Regions from separate parts of the Homo sapiens genome. Here region 1 is linked to region 2. Evidence: read pairs that join two places in POLR2A ChIA-PET (ENCODE). Cell type or tissue: GM12878. All regions are shown on one strand. Each heading gives the region's core, and the rest is flanking DNA. Links, peaks and the distances in the headings are about the cores only. Region 1 has its middle 280 kb from the start of LINC00662. Region 2 overlaps LINC02987 (long intergenic non-protein coding RNA 2987).

Region 1 (11,786 bases), core at 1,747-9,746, 62 kb before region 2:
ATGCACGGCTAATTTTTGTATTTTTAGTAGAGACAGGGTTTCACCATGTTGGCCAGGATGGTCTTGATCTCCTGAGCTCGTGATCAACCGGCCTCAGCCTCCCAAAGTGCTGGGATTATTATTTCCTTTCTTTTAGTTGAATTGGGTTTATTTTAAGTTTCTTTTTCTAGACTCTTGAGGTAGGAGCTTAGATAATTGAATTGAGAATTTCTAATACGTACATTTTATGCTGTAAATTTTCCCTTTGGCACTTCTTTAGCTCTGTCCCACAATTTTTGACATATTATATTTTTATTCAGTTCAATATAATATCAAATTTCCTTTGAGACTTTCTCTTTGACCCAGGGATTATTTAGAATGTGTTTAGATTCACAGTATAATAGCTTTATTTTGCTGCTGTAACAAATTGTCACAAATTTAACTGCTTATAACAACAGAAATTTATTTTTTCTCAGTTCTGGAGGCCAGGAATTTAAGCTGAGTGTTATGTGGCTAAAATCAAGGTATCATCAGGGCTGCTTCCTTCTGTCAGCTCCAGAGAGAATACGTTCCTTGTTTCTGCCAGCTTCAGGTGATGGCTCACATTCCTTGGCTTGTGGCTGCACCCTTCCAGTCTCTGTGCCTATCATCATGTGGCTTTCTCCATTTCTGTGGTTAAAATTCTCTCTCTTTCCATCTTATAAGAACACCTGTGATTATAGTTATGGCCCATCTGGATAAGCCAGAATAATATTCTCATTCCAAAGTCTTTAAGCTAGTCACATTTGTATGTTACATTTTCACATGAGGAAACAGCCACACTGAGTGTTTGCAGATTTTCCTCTTACCTTTATGTTATCTTCTTGTTGAATTCCATTGTGGTTGGAGGATACTCTCAGTATAATTTCAACTCTTTTAAACTTTTGAAAAGTTTGTTTTATGATCCATATATGATATATCTTGGTATATGTTCTGTGGGCACTTGAAAATAATGAGTAGTTTGCTGTTGTTAGATGAGGTGTTCCATGTATATATAATACATATGTATATATGTACATACATATACATAGTATTGTTATGTAAACAATATTATATATAGTTTCTCTCTGTCTATAATGATTTTTATTGATCTGATGTCTACATGATCTGATATTAATATAGCCACTCTTGTATTCTTTTGATTAATATTTGCATGATATACTTTTTTGTATCCTTTACCTTTCAAGCTACCTATATTATTATATTTGAAGTGAGTTTCACTTAGTGAGGCTACTCGGGTTAAGGTTTTTAAAATCAACTCTGCCCATTTCTTTCTTAATTTGTCAGGGCTTAAGTCTGGCATTTTACTTTTTGCTTTGTGATTGCTCTCTATTCTTTGTTGTTGTTGTTGTTTATTTCTCTTTTTATTTTTCCTGCCTTCCTGTTTGTTACTTCAGCACTTTTTATAATAAAACCTTGATTTATCCACAGTGTCATTGAGAGTATCTCTTTGTATAGCTTCCTAAAATTGCCAATGTGTATTTCAAATTTATACATAACATTAGCCATTAATTATGTTTACAGTGTTGTACAACCATCACCACCATTTGCAAACATTTTCATCATCCTAACAAGAAACTCTGTACCCATAAATCAATAACTTTGTATTCCCTCCTTTTCTCAGCCTGTAATAATCTCTAACTTTATGTCTCTTTAGATTTGTCTAATATAGATACTTCCGTGAGCAGCCCAAGCCCCTCTTCACTGACAAGTTCTACCTCACCTTAACCGAGGGCATTGCTCTTTCAGACAGACCACCTTGCAAAGGACAGCTGCATACTCAACCTGCCGCTGTTTCTCCTGGAGGCCAACCTGGTGACCTTCCTCTTCCCTCTGGACCGCCTGAGAAGGGCGGCAGAAAAGGAGATGGTGACAAGATGCCTCTGCACAACCTCGCCATGGTTTTGGCCCCATGATGCTCTGGCTTTCTAGTCTTCATTGCTTTGTCTCCAACTCAAGCATAGTTTTTGTTTGTTTGTTTGTTTGTTTTACTCATTCTTGAGAGGAAGCCATTAGCTTTCTTTGGATGCTTTGTCATTTATCTTATGTGACTACACCAGTTAATCAAAGGATCACTTGCTGCTCTTCTTCCACTAAAACAACACCCACTTCATGCTCATTGTCTAAAGTGGGGGCATCATTTGTAACTACAGATACTAATTGTGGGGATCCCAGGTTTATTATGTGGGAGAGACTGAGACTCCCCTCATCTGTCCCCTGAGGAGGGTTCATAGGTGAGTGAGAAAGGGACAAGGCAGCGATGTGGACATCTCCCCACATTGCCCAAGGGGCATTGCTTCCTAGTGAGGAAACTCTCGCTGCAGTTTTCTGGCAGGGAAATAATACAATCTCCAGATCATTTATCAATTTTGTTTTTTTTAAATAAATATTTTGCCATTATTAGATGAGTATATAAAAAATAAATAATATGGATTTATCTTGCAGTGTACCATTTAACTCCATCCCAAAATAGATCTATTATCTTCTCTTTTGTTCAATGAATACTATTCATACCTAGGCAAAACTGTTGCTGTTACTCATGATTTAAGGGCATTAGGAATACAACTCTAGGGAAAAAATACTGCTATTGGAAACCAAAAAGAGTGTCTGGGACAGGTGTCAATCTATTTAGAGGTTTTTTTCACCAAGGTTGAGGATGCACCCGGGAAAAAGAGACACAAGCCACAGTGGAATCTGTGGCCTGCACTTTTTCCAAAGAGTTTTGAGGGTTTCAATATTTATAGGGGAAAAAGCAGGCCAAAGGGAAAGGAAAGAAGACAAAAAGGGGAGAGTAGAAAAAATGAGACAAGTGGTCTCATTGTCTTGAGGCTTTCATTAGTTCTCACTGAAGCCACAGGTTGCCCATGAAAAGGAGGGGGTAGAGGAACAGCTGATTATGTGCTCGCCTGGCACTGGTAAGGCTGCACCTCACATGAGATAAAGCAAACATAGAGTAGAGGAAGCATCAACATGCATTTGTCTTGGGGTGGTGGTAGGAATATTTCTAGTTTCCTTTTGTCCTGTATCCCTGAAGATAAGTTGCTAATTTACATGGTCAGGGTGAGGGAGGTAACCTGGAAAGATATGTTTAGGAACAAAAGGAAAGATGGTTTCTGGGTGTGACTCAGTTTCCAAGTTTAACTTTCCCTTTTGGCATAGCGAGTTTGGGGTCCCAACATTTTATTTTCCTTTTACACTATTGACTACTAACAGTCTTTGTTGTTAAATTCCATCTGTTTTAAAATTTTAATAAAATATTTATATCATAAAATATAAATTATTCACTTATAAGATTAATATAAATAATATTAACAAAACATTGTCTTGAAAAATGTAGTTTGACAAAGTTTCAATCTGAGTAAAAGATAGTATCTTAAATACAGTATTTTTTCACTGCTGGTGAGAGAGAATCTAAACTTTCTGTGAAGACTAAGAAAGTCTCACATTCTTGGTGCACGCCAGGAAGCCCCGTGTTCCTTGGATGTGGAGGAGTTGAACATGAAGGAGCTGGCTGTGATGTCAGCATGTGAAGGTGGAGGAACTCCAGCCCAGGAGGGGCTCCTGGATCCACCCGCCCCAGATGGACTCGAGGTGGGGAAGGCAGCCTGGAGGCTTGGGAGGCCTGAGTAGAGAGGAGGGAACAGCGCTCCCTTAAGACCCAGGCCCACTCCCAGGGAAGGGAGCAGCAGGGCCACACTCTTGGCCACCTTGGAAGAGCTCCTTGCTGTGGGCTGATTCCCACGACCTTGTCTAGGGATTCCAGCATTTTAGGTAGCTCCTCCATTGCCTTCGTTGGTTAGAGCATTTGGAACTTTTCTTTTTCACTTCTCGAACCAAAGAAGTTAATTCCTTCATCGATACCAAGTTGGCACTCTTCACCTTTTTGTAAGCATCTGCAAGGCTGGGAATATTTAAAGACTCCTTCTTTAGCCAGGCATTCTCTAGTGCTGCCTCCATCTCTGCATACTCCTTTTTCAAAACACCAAGCTTCTAAATGAATTGATTTTTTTCTCACATTCTGCAGCCTGTGTTTTGTGAGTCACTTTTCATGTCTTACATAAAGTCAGCTTCTAACAGATTCAACAAGTCTGAACAAAAATAAAAGACCTACCAAGAAGCTGATGAGACCAGTGTCTCCCCTGATGGCTTTGGAAAGTGAGTTGTGGACTGAAGCCATTGGGCAGCATCTTATATATCACCTCACACATTTCGTAAATATCAGCCCCAAACGAAGTTTCACAGAAGATCCCGGCCCCTCCATCCCTGCAACCATGGATTCTGCACCACAACAAACCCTGGGGAACACCTCAGCATTCCACCTGGAATCAACCAGGAACAGGCAGCCTATACTAGTCAGTTTCATGGTCACCATCAAGGAGGATTAGTAAATAAACATGCTTGTCTCCTTACTGTCTAGTAATCAGTCTTCTTTACCTGTTTCTTATTGTATGTGTATCAACAGACAATTAAAATATAGTGAAAGGTGCCAATCTTAAGTGTATAGCTTGAATAAGCCTTTAAAATGTTATACCCCCACTGCGTCCTGCAACCCTATCAAGGTATGAGTCCTGTGTATCAACACAGAAATCCCCCCCAGTTCCTTTCCAATCAGTGTCCACTCGCCCTGACTCACGCAGCCTTGGAGAAGGTTGCTCTGAACACATCCCAGTTGAGCCTCAGCATCAAGGTCATGGAATCAATTACAATGTGCTTTCTGATCTCTGCCTGCTTTGCTCAAAGTGTTTTTGAAACTTATCTGTTCTTGTGTAGATAAGCAGTTCACTCTGTTTGTTTCGGTAATATGACATTTTATATTACTGAGACAAATATTACACAAAATATTTCATGGACATTTTGTTTATTTTCAAATGTGGGGTATTATGAATATATTATAGATATATGCATATGTCCTTTTGATCAATATGAGCTTTTATTTTCTCTGGGAGTAGAACATCTGGGTTGATATATGCTAATATTTTATGAAACAACTTTATTGAGCTATTATTTGCATGTCCTAAAATTCACCCAACTCAATTAATTTAAAACAAAATCTGCAGAATTAAACAAGCACCACAATTCCATTTTAGAACACTCCCATCACCCAAATAGGTCCCTCTGACTTTTCTCTACTGGCCGCATTTGACACAGTCCATCCCTCTCTCCCTGAAATGCCTCCACTACTTAGCTTCCAGTTCAGTGGGCTATTTTCTTTCCAATCTCACTGGCCATCCTTTCTGTTTCTCTGTTGTTGGATTCTATTTTTCTCTCAAACCTGTTACCATTAGCTTTGACTCATGAATGAGTTCTTGCGTCACTTTTGTTCTTCAGAAACTCATCCCCTTGCTGGTCTCACCTAGCCCCTTGGCTTTACATGCCACCCATACTGATATGACCTCTGTATTTATCCATTCCACACTCTTTCATTTAGTCTAGATTCATAGCTACACAGCCACTGCCACAACATCTCTATGTTGACATCTAACACACCAAGCCCAAGCTCTAGACCCCTCCCCTGAGCCCAACCTCCCTCATCCTCCTCTTCCATGAGAGCAGCTCCATCCCCACAGGTGTTCAGGTTCCCACTGTTTTGTTTTTCTTGACTTCTGTCTTCTCTCTACCTCATCTCCACTCCATCGGCAGAGCCCCTCTCTGTAGCTTCACAGCATGTCCACACCTGACTGCTTCTGTCCCTCCACCTATTCTACCTGGCCAGAGCCTGATCTCCTCTGAACAGGATGACTGTGCAGCTTCCTAACCATGCACTGCCTCCTGCCATCACCCCTGCAGTCTGGGGTTCTGCCTATAAGGAGTTTGGAAGTCACCATTCCATGTGATCTGGTTTGTCTGTGTCCCCACCCAAATATCATCTTGAATTGTAGCTCCCATAACCCTCACATGTCTTGGGAGGGACCTGGTGGGAGGTAATTGAATCATGGGGGCAAGTTTTTCCTGTGCTGTTCTTGTGATAGTGAATAAGTCTCACTATCACTTTTCTACCTATATGATCATGTCATCGGCAAATAGGGAGAGTTCCCCTGCACAGGCTCTTGCCTGCCACCACCTAAGACATGACTTTGCTCCTCCTTGGCTTTCCACTGTGACTGGGAGGCCTCCCCAGTCATATGAACTGTGAGTCCATTAAACCTCTTTTTCTTCATAAATTACCCAGTAATAAATTACCCATAAATTACCCACACTACTATTTATTCATAGCAGTATGAAAATGGACTGATACACCATGTTAACAAAAAGAACAAAGCTGAACAATCAACTATTCATCATAGATTCACAAAATAATTAAATTCATGGGGCAACTGCTGCTTTCAAAATTACAGAGACAGGAAAATGAATGCAGGGAGTCAAGACACACAAGTGCAGAAAGCTCTGTGGGAGCCAGGCTAGGGCAGGAGAGCTTCAGCTGCAATGAAGCTGCTAGAGGCTGGCTGTGGACTGGCCTGAGAACTAAAAACACCAGGGGCACTCAGTCATGGGGAAGCGAGATCGTTTTGTGGTTTTGACCTCCAGTAGCTCAACCAGGTTCTCACAGTAAATACTGGGGGGAAATACTCATGCTACCAGAATGCTCTGTGCTTAACAAAGTCTGTCCTCAGGCAAAACTACTTAACCAGAACCTAAGTTTTCTAAGATTTTATCAGAACCTCACTGACCTAGGTAGGGAAAGTGAGACTGGATCTCAGCTAGCTCCAGCCCTCTGTGTTGGGGGAGGGAAATGTCCAGCTCCAGTCCACCTTAGCTATCCTTTGCGACCTCGTGGGAGAAGCCTGAGAAACCCATGTGAAGTTCAGAGACACAGGCTCAATAAAGACTGAGATCTAACTGGAGAAATGCAGAACGCCTCCTATCCACATGCCACCCTCACTAAGTGTCCATCCATCAATGGATGAATAGATAAAGAAAATGCACTGTATATACTCAATAGGATATTACTCAGGCTTAAAAAGAAGAAAGCTCTATCATTTGCCACAACATGAATGAACCTGGAGGGCATGCTAAACAAAACAAGCCAGACACAGAAGATAAATTCTGCATAATCGCAGGATATGTGGAATCTAAAGAAGTTGAACTTACAGAAACCAAGAGTAGAATGATGGTTTCCGAGGACTGAGAGGTGAGGAAAATAGGGAGATATTGGTAAAAGGGTTCCAAGTTTCAGTTATGCAAGATGAATAGGTTCTGGAGATCAAAGGTGCAGCATGGTGACTAGTTAATATTACTGTATTGAATGTGTAAAATTTGCTGAGAGAGTAAATCATAAACGTTTTTACCATATCCCAAAAAGAATGATAAGTATGTGAGGTGAAGAACATGTTACTCAGTTTGATTGGGGGAAATCATTTCATGATGAATATGAGTATCAAAATATAACTTTGTATACTGTAAACATATACATTTTTATTTGTTAATGATACCTCAATAAAGATGGAAAAATGAATAATATTTTAAAAAAACAAACAAAAACCTCCCAAAAAAGAAAAGCCCAGAACCAGGTGGCTTCGTGAGTGGATTCTACCAAACATTCAAAGAAGAATAATAACAATCCTTATCAAATGCTTCCAGCACATGTAAGTAGAGGGGACACTTCCAAATGCATTTGATGCAGCTGGCATCACACTGATACCAAAGCCAGAAAAAGAGCAAGAAAATAAAGCCACAAGCCAGTATCCCTGATGAACATAGATGCACATATCCTCAATGAGACATGACCAGACTGAATTCAAAAGCACATTACAAGGATCATACAGCATGACAAAGTGAAATATATCTCTGGGATATGGGAGTAGTTCAGCTGATGTGAATCAATTAATGTGGTGAATACACAAACAAGGAAAAAGTACATGTGATCATCTCAACAGATGGAGAAAAACCATTTGACAAAGTTCAACTTCTATTATTGATTAAAAAAAACTCTCAATAAAATAGGTATAGGAGGAACATATCCCCCACACAACAAAGGCCGTAGGTGATAAACTCACAGCTAACATAATCAATGGTGTAAAGCTGAAGGCCTTTCCTCTAAAATCCCATACAAGGCAAGGATATCCACTCTCATTGATTCTATTCAGGATAGTATTGGAACTTCTATCCAGAGCAATAAGAGAAGAAAAAGAAATAGCATGTATCTAAATCTAAAAGGAAGAAGAAAAACTCTCCCTATTTGCAGTTGACATGATCATATACATAGAAAAATCTAAAGACTCCACAATGGCTATAAAAACCTATTCGAACTGGTAAAGCAATTATACCTCATTAAAGATGGGGGAAAACTACTCCAACAAAACAAAGGAAAAATAGGAATAAAATATTTCTTTATGACACCCTTCAAGAATACATTTACAAATCCAAAGCTATTGCTTCTAACTTCATGCATTGTAACTAAATTCCTTTACTATTGCGGCTTAAGAATTTTATTTATACTCTTTCAAATGCTATCATTTTAAAATTTAAATAAAGACATTTAAATCAATATTTTAGGAAACAAACAAACCAAATTAATTACATTCATTTAGCAACTTATTTAACATTTTTTAGCTCTGTCATTTAACTAGCAGTGTGACTTCAGGCAAATAAGCCAAAATTTTAATCTTTTTACCTGTAAAATATAAACAAATGTGTCAATTCTTTAAAGTTGTTTGCATTATTTCAGGCTATATAAATATATATAATTATTAAATATATTGATAAATAGTAAAAACAAAGGAACTTTACAGTTTCTATTTATATGTAAACTAGTATCACTTGCTATTATTTTTGAAAAGGAAATCACACTACTGAAACCAAAAGGAAATCAAGAGATTTACTTTTTGCAAATGTAAATGCCATGGGCAAGCTCTGGGGAACATGACTGAGGCTTGGTTCCCTCAGTTGCCACAGCAAATATACTTGAGCATCCTGCAGGGGAAGCTCTGCTGTGAATACTTCTTATGACTGAAATGAGACCTGGATATAAAAAAGGTGATCATCCTACTGGAACCTGGGCCCCATCCAAGTACCTTTTGATTTGCAATCTAAATCTCTTACAACTGAGCTACTTCAGGTGTTCTTGTAAGATGAGGACATATATAAACAATTCTTCAATTTTGCAACTCAAAATTAGTATATGGTTACTGTGCATATCTTGCAAAACTCAGCAAGGGAATCTTTCCAGCCTTGTCAGCCTTGATACTCCAGTCTGGAGTCGTTCATGATGTCCACATCAGGAACATCTTGTTCTCACATCACTTTCTTTCTTTCTTTCTTTCTTTTTTTTTTTTTTGAGACGGAGTCTTGCTCTGTGGCCCAGGCTAGAGTGCAGTGGTGCCATCTCAGCTCACTGTAACATCCACCTCCCGGGTTCAAGCAATTCTCTGCCTCAGCCTCCCGAGTAGCTGGGATGCCCGCCACCACGCAAGACTAATTTTTTTTTTGTATTTTTTGTAGAGACCAGGTTTCACCATCTTGGCCAGGCTGGTCTTGAACTCCTGACCTCATGATCTACCAGCCTCGGCCTCCCAAAGTGCTGGGATTACAGGCGTGAGTCACCACACCCAGCCACTTTCATATCCTGAATGGCCCTCATGCCAGCTCTCTCCTGCCTTTCCCTTGATAAGAGGGCATGGTCCCAGGCACATTGCACATGTTGGTTGGAGAACAAACTAGGAAAGACAGTTTTCAGGGCAATCAGACTGTGTACACTAAATGCAAATTTTATTTTGTTTTTATAACCTTTTTTTATTATTATTATACTTCAAGTTTTAGGGTACATGTGCACAATGTGCAGGTTAGTTACATATGTATACATGTGCCATGCTGGTGTGTTGCACCCATTAACTCGTCATTTAGCATTAGGTATATCTCCTAATGCTACCTGTCCTCCCTAACTATTGTTTTTTTTTAAGAAAAAAACTCATACACTTAAAGATGACAAGGAAGCCTACTCCAGAAGAGACAACTGCAATGTGGTTTTGCAGTAGGGGAGAGAGATCAAGCTCAACCCTGAATACAGTGAGGACAAGTGGAGATTTATAGCCAAGAAGCAGAGCTGGGATCAGTGGATGGTAAATTCCTAAGAGAACACATCAAGGCTAAAACTCACCAGGATTCTTGCTGAAGGCAGGCCATGATGACAACATGTTGAGGGTCAGCAATTTGGCATTTGGTCAGATATGGACAGTGATCAGATACCAAGAGTGGAGGATGTTTGCTAAATGGATTCAGCAGGGTTCTTTCTAAAACTGGACTAAATGGGCCAAGAGCAGAGCTCAAAGCTGTGGCCTAGTCAAAAAGAGGACTTAGAGGAGGCTGACTCTAGCTTGGTCAACGAGATAGTCTTTGTTACCCTTGGCCCCCTTATTCAAAGAACAAAGAGACATTGTTCTTTCCTTTGAACAATACAAGATTATTTCTCATTTGGAGGGGGATATTTGCTGGATGATACAAGCATTTAGGCATTTAATGATGAAAATCTCTATGAGTAAAAAGGAAAATGAGAGTAACTACTACTTCAGAGTCCAGAGGGCAGTTAGCCCAGATTTGTAAATGCTGGGCTTGAAACACCTTTACATGCTGGAGTGAGGAAAAGCAAGGTCATCCAATGGTTCTTTCCATTTGCAGCTTGAGTATCTTTGGAGATACTGTGCAGTGTGCTGGGGAGCTTTCTGAGTGGCCTACACAGCAGCAGGCATGAAGGTTGTCCACACTTGAGTTGTTGTGTGATTTTCTTGAAACTTATATCAGGTCATGCAGTTTCAGGTTGCAGGGCTTGGGGAAAAGGGCAGTTCTAGTTCTCAGATAAGCCAAGTCAGGAGGGAAGGAGAAAAGTTGCAAACATTAGTTTGGAAAGTCTCCATGGAAATGTGAAGTTTCTATAGTCATTGCCTCCCAGTTAATTGATAAAAAATAACCAAAGTAAATTTATTCTTGTTTACAACATAAGTAATCTTATTAGATTTGAACTGATTATTTATATGACTGCAGCAAGAAGAGATGACCACATAGACAAGCTTTTCTGTAACTTGTAATACAGAATCTCCAATTAGCCTTTAAAAGACTCTTGAGCCTAGAAACCCAAGCCTAGGAAGATAAGCTAAGCCATCACCTCCAATACCGATAGATGTGAATGAATTCTTCTTTTTCCGGGTCCCCAAATTATCCTGTTTCCTGGGGATGCCGTGAAGTGGTTTTTCCTTAGTCACCTGTATGCCTGGAAACCCTATAAGCCAGGTGCCAGGCTGGTTTCCTCAAGAAGTCTTTGTAGGCATTGGCTCCATAAAGTTTATCTTATTTCCTTAAAATTGTCTGGTCATGTCTGATTTTATGCATTATTCCCAAATATGACATTCCAGTCAAGGCCTTGGTAATATAACCAATATTTCTAATTGTGTCCTGTTGCAAAGAGAACAGATTCTTTTTGAACTTATGCAAATAATTTTATTGCCCTTAAGAGTTTCTAAATTCTGAAGGAATCAGGCAGGGAGAAGATAAAATGTTTATTTCTGTTCACAAAATTTAGTCTATGAGTTGTAGACAGCTGAACAGAAAAGAGAAAGGAGTTCCATACACCCAGAAAATACTACATTAAAGAGTCAGCAATGTTTCTTTTTTTATGAGTTTTTTGTTTGTTTGTTTTGAGATGGTGTCTCGCTCCGTTGCCCAGGCTGGAGTGCAATGGCACGATCTCAGTTCACTGCAACCTCCGCCTCCTGGGTTCAAGCAATTCTCCTGCCTCAGTCTCTGGAGTGGTTGGGATTACAGGTGCACGCCACCACACC
Region 2 (11,786 bases), core at 2,284-10,283:
GCTTAGGTCCTAACTTTTCTTGAGATGAGGCAGAACACAACCGTGCCCCTGTTTGACCTAAGCGGGAGATTTTGTTCACTATACTCGGCTACCGTGTACTTCTCTTTGTCCCTTCATTTGTGCTCTCCAGCTCCTGATAAGGGTTAGGCACAGGCCTGGCATCCTCATCAATGTAAGGAACAGGAATCAAGTCACTCAGCTTAGCTGAAGTAATTCAAATTGATGTGCACCTTGTCCGTTGAGGCAATAAAGAATTGTTGCAACACAGGACTAATCCCAGAATTCTGGTTCCAGCTTTGACTTGCTCTGTGAGCTTAGACAAGCCACTTGACCTTTCTAAGCCTCCCACACTTTATTTGTAAATGGACTAATACTTGTAAGAAGATAAGAACGACACCTGCATACAGTTAACCCTCAGTGAAGGCCGCATGTTACTATTAGTGACAGATGCTCTCCGGGTAAATCGACATCTTTCTTTTTGTTCTCTCCACAAAAGTGGTTGGGGAGGTGCTGTGTGAGCTTAAGGGAGATTAGAACCCTGGTGTTGGGGTCAGACAGGAAAATGCCTGGCTGCTTCTCTCAATTGCTCCCCTGAGAAATGGCAGCATGTCTTAGAGCCCAGCCTGGGTGTCAGAGGTCCTGAATTTCAGTTTGGGGAATGGACCATACACAGCAAGACTGAGAAAGTCATGTACCTACCAGGGCCCCGATTTCCTTATCTGCACATTAGGCTAGATAATTGCAAAGCTCCTATATCCGCATGTGTACAATAGACAGTTTTACTCACCTGCTATTGTAACGCGCACACTGGGGCCGTCTATTTCAGTGTTGGATGAGTCTTTCTCTGGTGCTGCCTGGGCTGGCTAAGGTCCGGCTCCCTCCCTGGAACAGCTCTCCAATGGCTGGCACCCATCCTTGCCCATCTCTGACAGCACACACCCTGCCCAGGATTGAGGACCGGAAATATATATATAATAGATAGCTAGATAGATAGATCAATAGATGCTTTTTAAAATACACATTTTATCTTTGTCTTCCCTTTAATCCTTCTACAGCAACAGATTCTTCAAACAAGCTGCACTCTCACGTGTACTCAGTGGGGTATGCTTTTCTTAGGCAGTAAGCAGGATATGCAATCGGGTTCATACACAGCTGTTGAGACTTCCTGAACACATCTGAAAAATCGATTGGCTGGGCACTTTTTTAAAGATGTCTCCTCTTGACCCGTAATCTGAAGATTAATTCTGCAGACAGAAAGGGCTGACTTGCAGGTCAATACCTCCTTTTAAGAACCTCCTCACTTTAATTAATTGTCCCTACAAAGTCCTAGATTACAGCTGAGGGATAGGTGATAAAAAAATTAATGAAAGCGCAGAGCATAGGGAGGAGGTAAGCCCTGACAAGATTATGGGGTGCGGGGAAAGGAGGATTTGGGAAATAGACTGAGAGGAAGCAACATCCTGAGTGGTAGCAAAGGGGAGATTACCTGTCTGTCTGTCTACCTGTCTGTCTCTCCATTTGACATTACTGTCTCTAGGGCATTTTGTTTTTCAGTGGTGCTGGGCACAGCTCACACCATCACTGTTATTTATAAGACACATGGTTATTGGAAGGAGCTCAGGGTTTGCAATCACATGATCATGCTGGCAGCTCCAGGTCTGTCCATTGCTCACCTTGGCTTGCTTCTCTGATAAATGGGGATAAGAGTTCCTACTGCATAAGGAAGCTACTTGGCTCTATGGCAAGCAGGGGCTGTGGATGGGCCAGGAACAAGGTTGGGTGACATCCCAGGGTCACACCAAAGCCATGCTCAGCACCCTGTCTCCTCCCTGAGGTCCCTGAGGCACAGTGAACTTCTCCTGCCAGGTAGGGAGAGGCCCACAGGAGCTTCAGACATCATTACAGTGGCCCTCTTCCACATAGGCTTGATGTATACTTTCTGCTTCTTTGTTTCTTTCAGATTCATTTCTTCAGGAGCATTGTGTAGTGACAAGGGTGGAGATCTTTGAAACCAGAGAGCCACCGTCAAGTTCTGCCCGGCTTCGCGAGCTTATGGAAGGCAGGCATTTAACAGAAGGGACACGCGCTGAAGCATGCTAAGAGTTTCATGAACTGCCATGCAGGAAAACTAGAGGGGAAGTCACTAGCAACCAGGAGCTAGACTGGAAGATCAGCAAAGCTCTCTCTGAGGAAGTGACATTAAAAGGCTGAAACAGGAATCAAAGAGGACAAATACAGACAGGGGAAGCAGGTGGAAGAGTTCCAAGGGAGGGAAGAGACTGCACAAGGCCCCATGCAGGGCAGAGGCTTGTGTGTGAGGAGCTGAAGGCCTTGCCAAGCAGGGCTGGCAGGAGGGAAAGTGCAGGAGATGAGGTTGGAAACTGAGGAGAGGGGATGTGGGGATTTATAGATGCAGTAGAAGTTAGTGTCTCATCTAAAGGGCAAGGAGAAACTCTTAAAGGATAACGATTTCCTTTTTTTTTTTTTTTTTTTTTTTTTTTTAAGAAACAAAGTTCTGTTGCCCAGGCTGGAGTGCAATTGTATAATCAGGGCTCACTGCAGCCTTGAACTCCTGGGTTCAAGCAATCATCCCGCATCAGCTTCTTGAGTAGCTGGGACTACAGGCATATGCTACCATACCTGGCTAATTTTTTTAAGAAAATGTAGAGATGGAGTCTCACTAGGTTGGCCAGGCTGGTCTCCAATCCCTGGCCTCAAGTCATCCTCCCACCTTGGCCTCCCAAAGTGCTGGAATAACAATCGTGAGCCACCATGCCAGGCCTCTTGAGACTTTAGTGCATCAAAAAATTGTCTCTACAAATCAAGACTCTTTATATCCAAAGACTATTTTGAAGCTATAAATCCCACACTGCCTTTCTTTGCTCTGGTATCTAGGAACCCTTTTCCTGGGGTGTGGGGTTGGAAAGCCCTGGCTGCCTGCACTGGCAGGTGTGGAGGACTCAAGGGTCCCATAGAAACCTGTGCATAGGGCGTGGGGAGTGCAGTGGTTGAGTTTTCAGAACACAGTCCTCATCGGCTACCAAAGCATTTTTCCTGAGGTGGACTCTTAGTATCATTTAGCCCCGAAGCCTCCCTCCCAGCAGATCTTTAAAATGTTACACTAAACATCAGCCTGAGTGCAAGCAACCATACAGGCATGCCCTTGACAATGCTTACACCAATGATGGCTTCAGCCATCTTTCCAACCACTCACTAAGTTCTTCATTTAGGGAGGCACAAATTGTCTACTGGTTTTAACCAGGACATGGAAAGTCCAAAGCTGATGGTGTCTTCTCATGCTTGCACAGATGAGATTTGGGCATCAACCCTTTGATTGGTCTCAGCTTGCTAAGAAAGATGCTTTTGGAATGCACCAGCCACTCCAAATAACCTAAATCAGGACTCTTGATCCAGTTCAATGCAGGCAGGTATATACACTTCAAAGGCAGCGACCAGGTCTGTCTTCCTCCTCATGTAATCCCCCAGTGCTGAGTATGGGGCCTGGGGTAGACAGAGTACTCAGGTCCATCTGTGGAAGGTGCCAGCCATAACTTCCTGATGTAGATGGAGACTGTGGTGGTGTGGGGAGTCAAAATGGCAGAAAGAAAAGACTTTGGTCTTTCAATCAAGAGGCCTGATTTAAGTCTTTAACTTAGAAGGTGGTCTTTGGGAAATAATTTTTTTCTCCTTGGGTCTTCATTTTCTTATCTGAATTAACTCATCTCTCAGCCCTAAATGATCTTCCGTTTCTTGCATTTTATTATTCCCTTACAGACTTAGCTGTAATCCCTTGTAACTCTGATGAAATGCAGTAGAAGTGAGATATTTTTTGGTAAGAAGATGGTATCAGTTCCTTAGATGCTTGCAGGAAAAAATTCAGGTACAAACTTAATGGATTCATTTTTTATTATCAACCAGCTTCAGTGGACTGGAAACTAGGATTCCAAGGTGTGGGCCTATGGCCAGGGGCCAGCAGAACAATGAGAGAGATTTTTCCCGGTGACACAGGCCAGAGGGTAAAATGGTTTCAAAGGCATGTTGTGTATTATGAGTCTCTCTACCATCTAAGTGATGAAGTTCCAAGGTCATGTGGGGCTTTTAATCTTTTTACTTACCCTATATTCCAAACAAAAGCTAAATGACAGAGGAAAGGATGGGGAGGCCAGGCAAGTGTCCCCTCTCTTGTGATACCTGTCCTTTCTATACTTTTACAAGTGAGTTCTGAAGCCTTGCTGGGCCACACAAAGGCTCACCTGATCCAATCGAGGAGACGTCTATTGAACAGGGCCACAACTCAGGTGTGCATGAAAGAAACACAGCTTGATGTTTCTATAGCTGAACTTAGTTTCTCTCTCAACCTCCCTTCCCTACCAGAGCTGAAACTTCATGTTAGTAAATGAGTAAATTCAGTCTTTGCATGAGTTTTCCCCTCTCCTCCTCAGGGAAGTTGCAGAAGAACTTCAAGAAGCTCATGTGTGCGGTCTGGCTTTTAAGCATCATTGTCTGTGAATGTTGACATCTGCTGAGTGACCTCCATGGTCCCCCTGACCTCTGGTCTCAGCAACCTCTATACCTTCTTGGGGTGTACACAGGTGAAACACATGGAACTTAAAGGGATCTCTCCTGCCCTGCATGGGCCTGCAGGAAACATGGGCTGGGGGGCTCTGGTGCCTTGATTAGACTCCACCACAGCTCCGATGCTGACACACCCTGCTGGTGCTGGAGGCCCTCAGGAGACTTGTTGGTTCCCTAGGCTCCACTGGAAGTATGGTTCAGGCTCCCCAGGCACTCAGCTTCTGGCGTTAATCTAGGGCTTCAGTTCTTTATTGTTAAGGAACTCAGCCCAGGGGATATTGATGCAGGGCAGGTGAGCCCTTAAGTGGGGCTCAGCCTTTGAGGGTTCTTGGCTGCGCCCAGCAGAAAATGGCTTTACTGAAGCAGCAATGTGGCAGCTCCACGACTGCTCTTGCAGAGCAGGGCTACCCCATGAGCAGTGCACTGAGAGTAGCAGCACCTCTAAGCAGTTCTGCATGCATGTTTACACCCACTTTTAATCACATGTAGATTAAGGGGTAGTTTATGCAGGAACTTTTAGAAAAAGTGTGGTAACTTTGAGGTTATTGGGTCATTGCCATAGAAAGGGGCGGTAACTGCCAGGTGTTGCCACGGTAATGGTAAGCTGATGTGGCACACTGGTGGGTATGTCTTATGGAAAGCTGCTTCCGCCCAGGCCCTATTTTAGCCAGTCCTTAATTTGGTCCAGTGTCTGAGCCTCACCTCTAGAGTGGAGTCTCACTTTTACTTCAGTATGACAGAGCCCTCAGTGGGCTTCTTCAACCCTGCCACCCACTACCTTCCACCCCGAATGCCTGTCCTTTGCCCCAGTTTCAAGGGTCTTTATCTGTTTTGAGGGATGAAGATGGGAGAGGGAGGGAAAACTGGCTCTGAGAACTTCTTATTATGTTTTTCCCACATTTATTGCTGTGGCATAAATGCATTGCTGAGGTCCTTCTAAGCTTCCTTCTCTGAAGCCAGTGTTGGTCCATTCTGGAGGCCTTCGCTTTGCCCCTCACTCTGCTCTGGGTGGCTCCGCTGCAAGGGCTTTATCCATGGCTCCCTTGCCTCCTGGTTCCTGGATGAGTTTAGGCAAGGGTGGCCCTAGCAGAGTCTAAAGGAAGACAAGCACAAAGAGGGGCATGTCTTCCTCCAGCTCCATCCCTGCTGGGTCCCCGGCTGAATGTCACAGCTCCTGCCAAGCAGTCCTTTCTGCTAGGCTTTCTGGTATGGTTTGGAACTGTGTCTCCATCTGAACCCCATGTTGAAATGTGATTCCCAATGTCACAGGGGGGCCTGCTGGGAGGTGATTAGATCATGGGGGTGATTTTTTTTTTTTTTATAAATGGCTTAGTGCCATCCCCTTGGAACTGTCCTGGTGATAGTGAGTGACTTCTCAGAAGATCTGGCTGTTTAAAAGTATGTGGCACCTGCTCCCTCTCTCTCTTGCTCCTGCTTCACCTTCCACCATGAGTAAAAGCTCCCTGGGGCCTCCCCAGAAGTAGATACCACTCTACTTCTTGTACAGCCTGCAGAACCATGAGCCCATGAAACCTCTTTTCTTACAAATTACCCATCCTCAGGTATTTCTTTATAGCAATGCAAGGACAACCTAACACACTTTCTCTTCCCTTTCACTCCTCTAGCTTAAGGTGATAAAGGCGTCCCGATGCCAGTGGCTATGTGTTACCCTGAACGTGGCCCAAATCTCTGTAAATAGCTCCTTAACTCATTAAACTCTCAATTTCAGCTCTGTGTGTCTGCTTCCAGAAGGGCCCCTGGTGACACCAAGCCATTGGTTTCAATAGTCTGGTTTGAAGTTGAGAGGTGAGAACTGACTTTTTTTTCTCTTTGCCTTTCTGCAGCAACAATTTTTTCTTTAAGGTGATGGAAAACTCTGGTCTAGTTTGAATCTGACAATTAATAGAGAGAATGGAAGAAAAAAAAGAAGGCAAAAAGAACAAGAGGGTTGCCAGCCAAAAAAAAGCATGAGTGAATATTTTAAATTATTATATTTCTATCCAATTCTTTGTTGTTATTTGGCTTGTTACTTTTTTACTGGTAAGTGGGACAAGTTAGCTTAGAAAAAAAGGGGACCTTTGCCCCATCGAAGAAGCTATGACCATTTTAAAAAAGAGTGTAAGGAATACTGAACTTGTCTACCTCCCAAGTTTTCTAGTTGAGAAAACTAAACTCTAGAAAAGGAGAATTTTGTTCACCTAGCCAATGAATGCTAACCAAAATAGTACCTGAGCTTAGGCTCTGTAGTAAATGCTAGAGATATAAAATTAAGAAGACCCTACCCTTGAGGAGCTCATAAAGTCATGGAGGATCATCTACATAGATTTAACATATAGTCACCAAGTCTTTGTTTGTTAGATCTGCTACATGCTGGGGCTCTATACTAGGAGAAAATCCATCATAATCTATGCCCCCATGGAGCTTGCTGCCCAGTGAAGACACAGACATTGAACAATTAATCCCAACAAAGATGTGGAACATTTTAACTATAATCCAAGGCCATTGTAAAGAGGAGTAGAGGACTTTAGGGAAAGCACAGCATCTGCAAAGGCCCCATGGCAGGAGGGGTCCTGGTGCATCTGAGGGGCTGCAGTTGAAGTGATGAGAGGTCACTCTAGGAGGAAGGTTGGGGACAGACCCTGCAGGTCTGCTGGGCCTTGTGAGTAGCCCTAGAGTGTGGTAGAATCCACACACTGCATACAATGCACAGAGGGAGCGGGGGAAGAGCGACCCCACCTGGAGGATCAGGGAAAGGCCTGTGGACAGGGATCTGGGTTTAAAGGATGCTTTGTCCCTCTCTCAGCCTGGTGTGGAGAAAAGCATATGAACAGCAGGATCAGAACATGTTCAGAAAAGTTCCTGTGGCTGGAGATCCGGGAGGTGGGGGTGGAAGGTGAGGTTACAGAGGGACACAACTAGAACCAGATCCTGGGAGCTTTCTAGACCAAGCTAGCACAACCTGGAAAAAAACATCTACCACCTTCTTGCAAAAGCACTTAGCCCATGAGTGAAAGGACAGGTCTAGAATTCAGATCCAAGGGAGTATCTTGCCCAACATCTTCTCTTTAAGAGGAGACTGAGACCCCTTCCAGCTCTGACATCCTCTGACTCTCAAACGTGATTTGCAGACTCAACCATCCCAGCCTTGGAGACTGTTGTTGGATAATGAGGAAGTGTAAGATGTGGTGTTTACACTGTGGTGCACTAAAGCCCAGGAGAATGAAGAAGAGAAGCTTACCCCACGCCTAAAGATGAGAACATGCGATAGTGTCCTGAGGCTGCAGTAACAGATTCTTACACACTTGGTGGCTTCAATAACAGAAATGCATTCTGTCACAGCTCTGGACACCAGAAGCTGAAATTAAGATGTTGGCAGGGCCATGCTCCCTCCCAAGGCTCTGGAAAATAACTCTTCCTTCTTCTTTCAGATTCTGGTGGCTCCAGGTGCTCCTTGGCTTGGGGCAGCCTCTTTCTAGTCTCTGCCTCCACCTTCAATGGCCCTCACCTCTTCTCTCTGTGTCTCTTCTCTGTGAGTCTCTTATCACTGGATTTAGGGCCCATAAATTAATCCAAGATTATCTGCTTCTCCTGAGACCCTTAACTCAGTTACATCTGCAAAGACTTTTTTTTCCAAATAAGATCACACCCACAGACTAGGACGTGGACATGTCGTTTCAGGGACCACCATTAACACACTACAGACAAGCATCAGAATTTACTGCTAAGTTGTTTTTCTGCAAAGGTGCTCACAGTAGTCTCATAGAACTTTCTACTGATATAAACTGTTTTAAAGATCTTTGTTTATGCAAGAGCAAAATGAGAAAAGGAGAATTCTCCACACTGGTAAAAGCTTTTACAAAACCCTTCATTCCTCTCTACACACAAGTCCTGGGCCCACGTAGGTGAGCTGTGAAGGTCTGACCAGAGGTGATTTTCAACCAGGCTCAGTAATAAAGCATGTGCCACCTCTGTAACCAAATGCAAGGATATAAGAGGCAGGAAGTATGAATTCACTGGGATCCCGAGGCATCTTGGTGCCCACTCCCGAATGACAGTCTCAACGATTGCTTGTTGGCTGCGGGGCTTGAACGCGTGAACCCTGCTTAGTGAGGCTTCCCTCCCTTAACCAGCACTCCGTGGTTATCTGATGCCTTTCTCCACAATACCCTGGTTCTGAGAAATCAAATTAAATATAAATTCTTTCTGCCACTAAGCAGCTCCTTGGAATTCCCCTAATAAAAATTCTCTTGAATATGCCACTCGGTGGAATTCTGTGTAATTCTAGACAAGAATAATCATTTCAGAAATAGGTTCCTGTATTCAACTGTGTAATGAACACAATTATTCTTATTACCCAGCACCGAGATTGCGGGTGTGACTGCATGTTAAAGACTGTTTGTAAAAGGGGCGCCTTATCTATCCTGGCAGCACACCCAGCCACCGGTCCACGTGGGACTTGCCTTATCTCCTTTCTACTGCTATGATTGTGGGAGAGGAAGATAATGAGGTTTTTTTCTTGTTGTTTTTTGAAAAAAATATGTTACAAAGGTAAGTAGAAACTTAAGCCCCAAAAGAAATTTCTCCATTAACATAACTTATGAAAATATTTTGTTCAGAGAAGTGCATCATGCTACCTCTCCAAAACGCTTGCAGAAAAGAAAAGTGGAAATCCATCTAAAAGCAGAGTTGCAGTGTTCCTCATGGCCCATTCAAGACATCGTTGTTCTCACAAACTCTTCAAACTTCTCACCCAGGCTGCTGGGCATTGCAGAGTCTGGTCTGGATCACTGAGGCTCACATTAGACACTATTTGAAAAGGAGTGCTGTTTCATTCTACAGACCTTACACTACACAGGACAATTAAATGTGGTGCCAGAGAAGAGTGGGAGAAACAGAGCCTGCTGAGCCAACTTCAATGAACTGATAAAAATGACTATAATTAGTGGCACCAATTTCCATATTCCATGTTAAAAACCATGGATTTGGTTACAAAGATTAAACATATTCCTTACAATGTTATTTTCCCCTTCTACGGAGAGCACACTTAATGGCTAATCAAGGCTGAGTTCTTAGTGCCTGGATTTTTCATGTGCATAGATTTGTATGTTTCACAGGTTCCTAAATGTTACAAGTCAGAGGCCAGAGCAATGTGAACTGAGCTCACAGAATTACCACTGCCAGTCGAGACATTCCAACATGTTTTTCTGACATATCTGTGTCAGTTGTCATCTCTACAATTAAAACTTAAACTAAGTTTAAAACTTGGACTCTTTCCATCCCTGCCAATCTCAAAAGAGTCACTTGAAGCATGATTCACATTTTAAAACATGTTAGGCTCAGGGTAGTGCCTCAAAGTTGGTGTGACCTGCTCAGGCGTGGGAGCTGGGGGCAGAGCGTGTGTGAGCCCTGCCTGTGAACAGTGTACCCTCATGAGCTCTGTGGTTCCAGCCGTTCCTGCAGAGCTGAGTCAGACAGACAGTGCTGCACAGGAACTCCTTCTCACACTAGAACTCTGCCAAAAGATACTCATGGGCTGGAACTGCCAGAGTCACTTTTTGGCTTAGAATATCACACAATGTCCATATGATCATTTGCACAATGGAATCTATGTTGTGGAACAGCCAAGATAAAAGAGGCAGATTCAGCAAGAGGGACTCTCACCCTGATTTATAAACACTTGACATTTAATACAGAACCTCTCTTGGTCCAAGCCCTGCTCCCCTTTGACTCCCTGATCAAGTGACAGGCAATGCATCCTCCTGTCTGTCCCATCAAACCACAAAGAACCTGTTCATCCCCAAATTTCTTCACATTCCTCAAATCTGCCCAAAGCCTTTGGGTCAGAACTTTCTCCTACTATACCTGCTTTCTAGCTCCCCGGCTTCCCATTCCTTCCCTTGGTGCTATTATCTTAGTTAGATGCCAGCATGGGCTTCATTTTGATTAAAACCAAAGGCCACCCTCACACCTCAGTGTCCTTCATCATCTCCCCACTCCCTGCCAGAGCAAGTCCAGCCTCCTGAGATTTATCCATGTCTTTGCAGCATCTGGCCTCAGCCTCCTCTCCCAGCCTCCCTCTTTGCTCCCCTCTACTAACATGCTGTGCCCTTTCTCATGTGAGCACGGCAGTCTCTGAGCTCTGAGGAATGCAAGACCTATGGACATGTGAGCACAACCTCAATTTCCAGCTACCAATAATCAAGCAGGTACATCGTTAACCCTGACAACAGCTTTGAACAACGGCCCAGTACACAGAAGTTACAATTTCCTGTCTGTGACAGACATGAGCTGGTGTTAAAGTATGTGCTAATTATTGAAATGTGCCCTCTCTGTTCTGAGCAGCATTTTCATGCAGATTTATAGGGCCCTGCTGGCTGCCCAAGCACAACCTGCTTCTTTTCTCATCTAAACTCAATCTCTTCCCTGCTGGCTCTTTGCATACTGGAGGTGAGAGGTAAAGCCAGCTGATCTTCTGGGTGGGTGGGGACTTGAAGAACTTTGGTGTCTAGCTAAAGGATTGTAAATGCACCAATCAGTGCTGTGTCTAGCTAAAGGATTATAAACACACCAATCAGCAATCTGTAAAAACACACCAATCAGCACTCTGTAAAACGGACCAATCAGCACTCTGTAAAATGGACCAATCAGCAGGAGGTGGGTGGGGCCAAGTAAGGGAATAAACACTGGGCACCCAAGCCAGCAGAGGCAACGCACTGGGGTCCCCTTCCACGCTGTGGAAGCTTTGTTCTTTTGGTCTTCACAATAAATCTTGCTGCTGCTCACTCTTTGGGTTCGCACTAGCTTTATGAGCTATAACACTCACCGCGAGGGTATGCAGCTTCATTCCTGAAGTCAGTGAGACCACAAACCCACCGGGAGGAACAAACAACTCCAGACTGCCATGTTTAAGAGCTGTAACACTCACTGCGAACGTCTGCAGCTTCACTCCTGAAGTCAGCGAGACCACAGACCCACCAGATGGAAGAAACTCCAGATACATCTGAACATCTGAAGGAATGAACTCCGGACACACCATCTTTAAGAACTGTAACACTCACTGCAAGGGTCCGCAGCTTCATTCTTGAAGTCAGCAAGACCAATAACCCACTGGGAGGAACCAATGTCAGACACAGAGGGACTGCCAAGTAAAGATGTCAGAACGTGGGCTTCATTGAACCCCAGTTCAGCTGCAGGCTAAAGACTGTGGAGGC

What was found. ChIA-PET counts read pairs that join two places held together with the same protein. Peaks named below come from ENCODE experiments on the same cell type or tissue, not always from the same donor. Only the 100,000 strongest peaks of a DNase experiment are listed, where the experiment ranks them.
Region 1: POLR2A ChIA-PET joins it to region 2 with 13 read pairs; 2 of 35 experiments call an interaction of 5 or more read pairs at or near these places.

The regions. Positions count from the first base shown.
Region 1 is chr19:28,069,701-28,081,486 of GRCh38, reverse strand. No RefSeq gene overlaps it. Among named protein-coding and RNA genes, the nearest start is that of LINC00662, 280 kb to the right of the region's middle. RefSeq lists enhancers at 5,703-5,812, 5,903-5,962, 10,632-10,691. In GM12878, for the core only: no CTCF peak of the experiment used is centred there; a DNase peak (open chromatin) is centred at 6,536; H3K27ac peaks cover 2,567 bases.
Region 2 is chr19:28,008,061-28,019,846 of GRCh38, reverse strand. LINC02987 (long intergenic non-protein coding RNA 2987) reads right to left here. Exons shown (of 7, transcript NR_146733.1): 6 at 788-940. Among named protein-coding and RNA genes, the nearest start is that of LINC00662, 220 kb to the right of the region's middle. In GM12878, for the core only: no CTCF peak of the experiment used is centred there; a DNase peak (open chromatin) is centred at 6,257.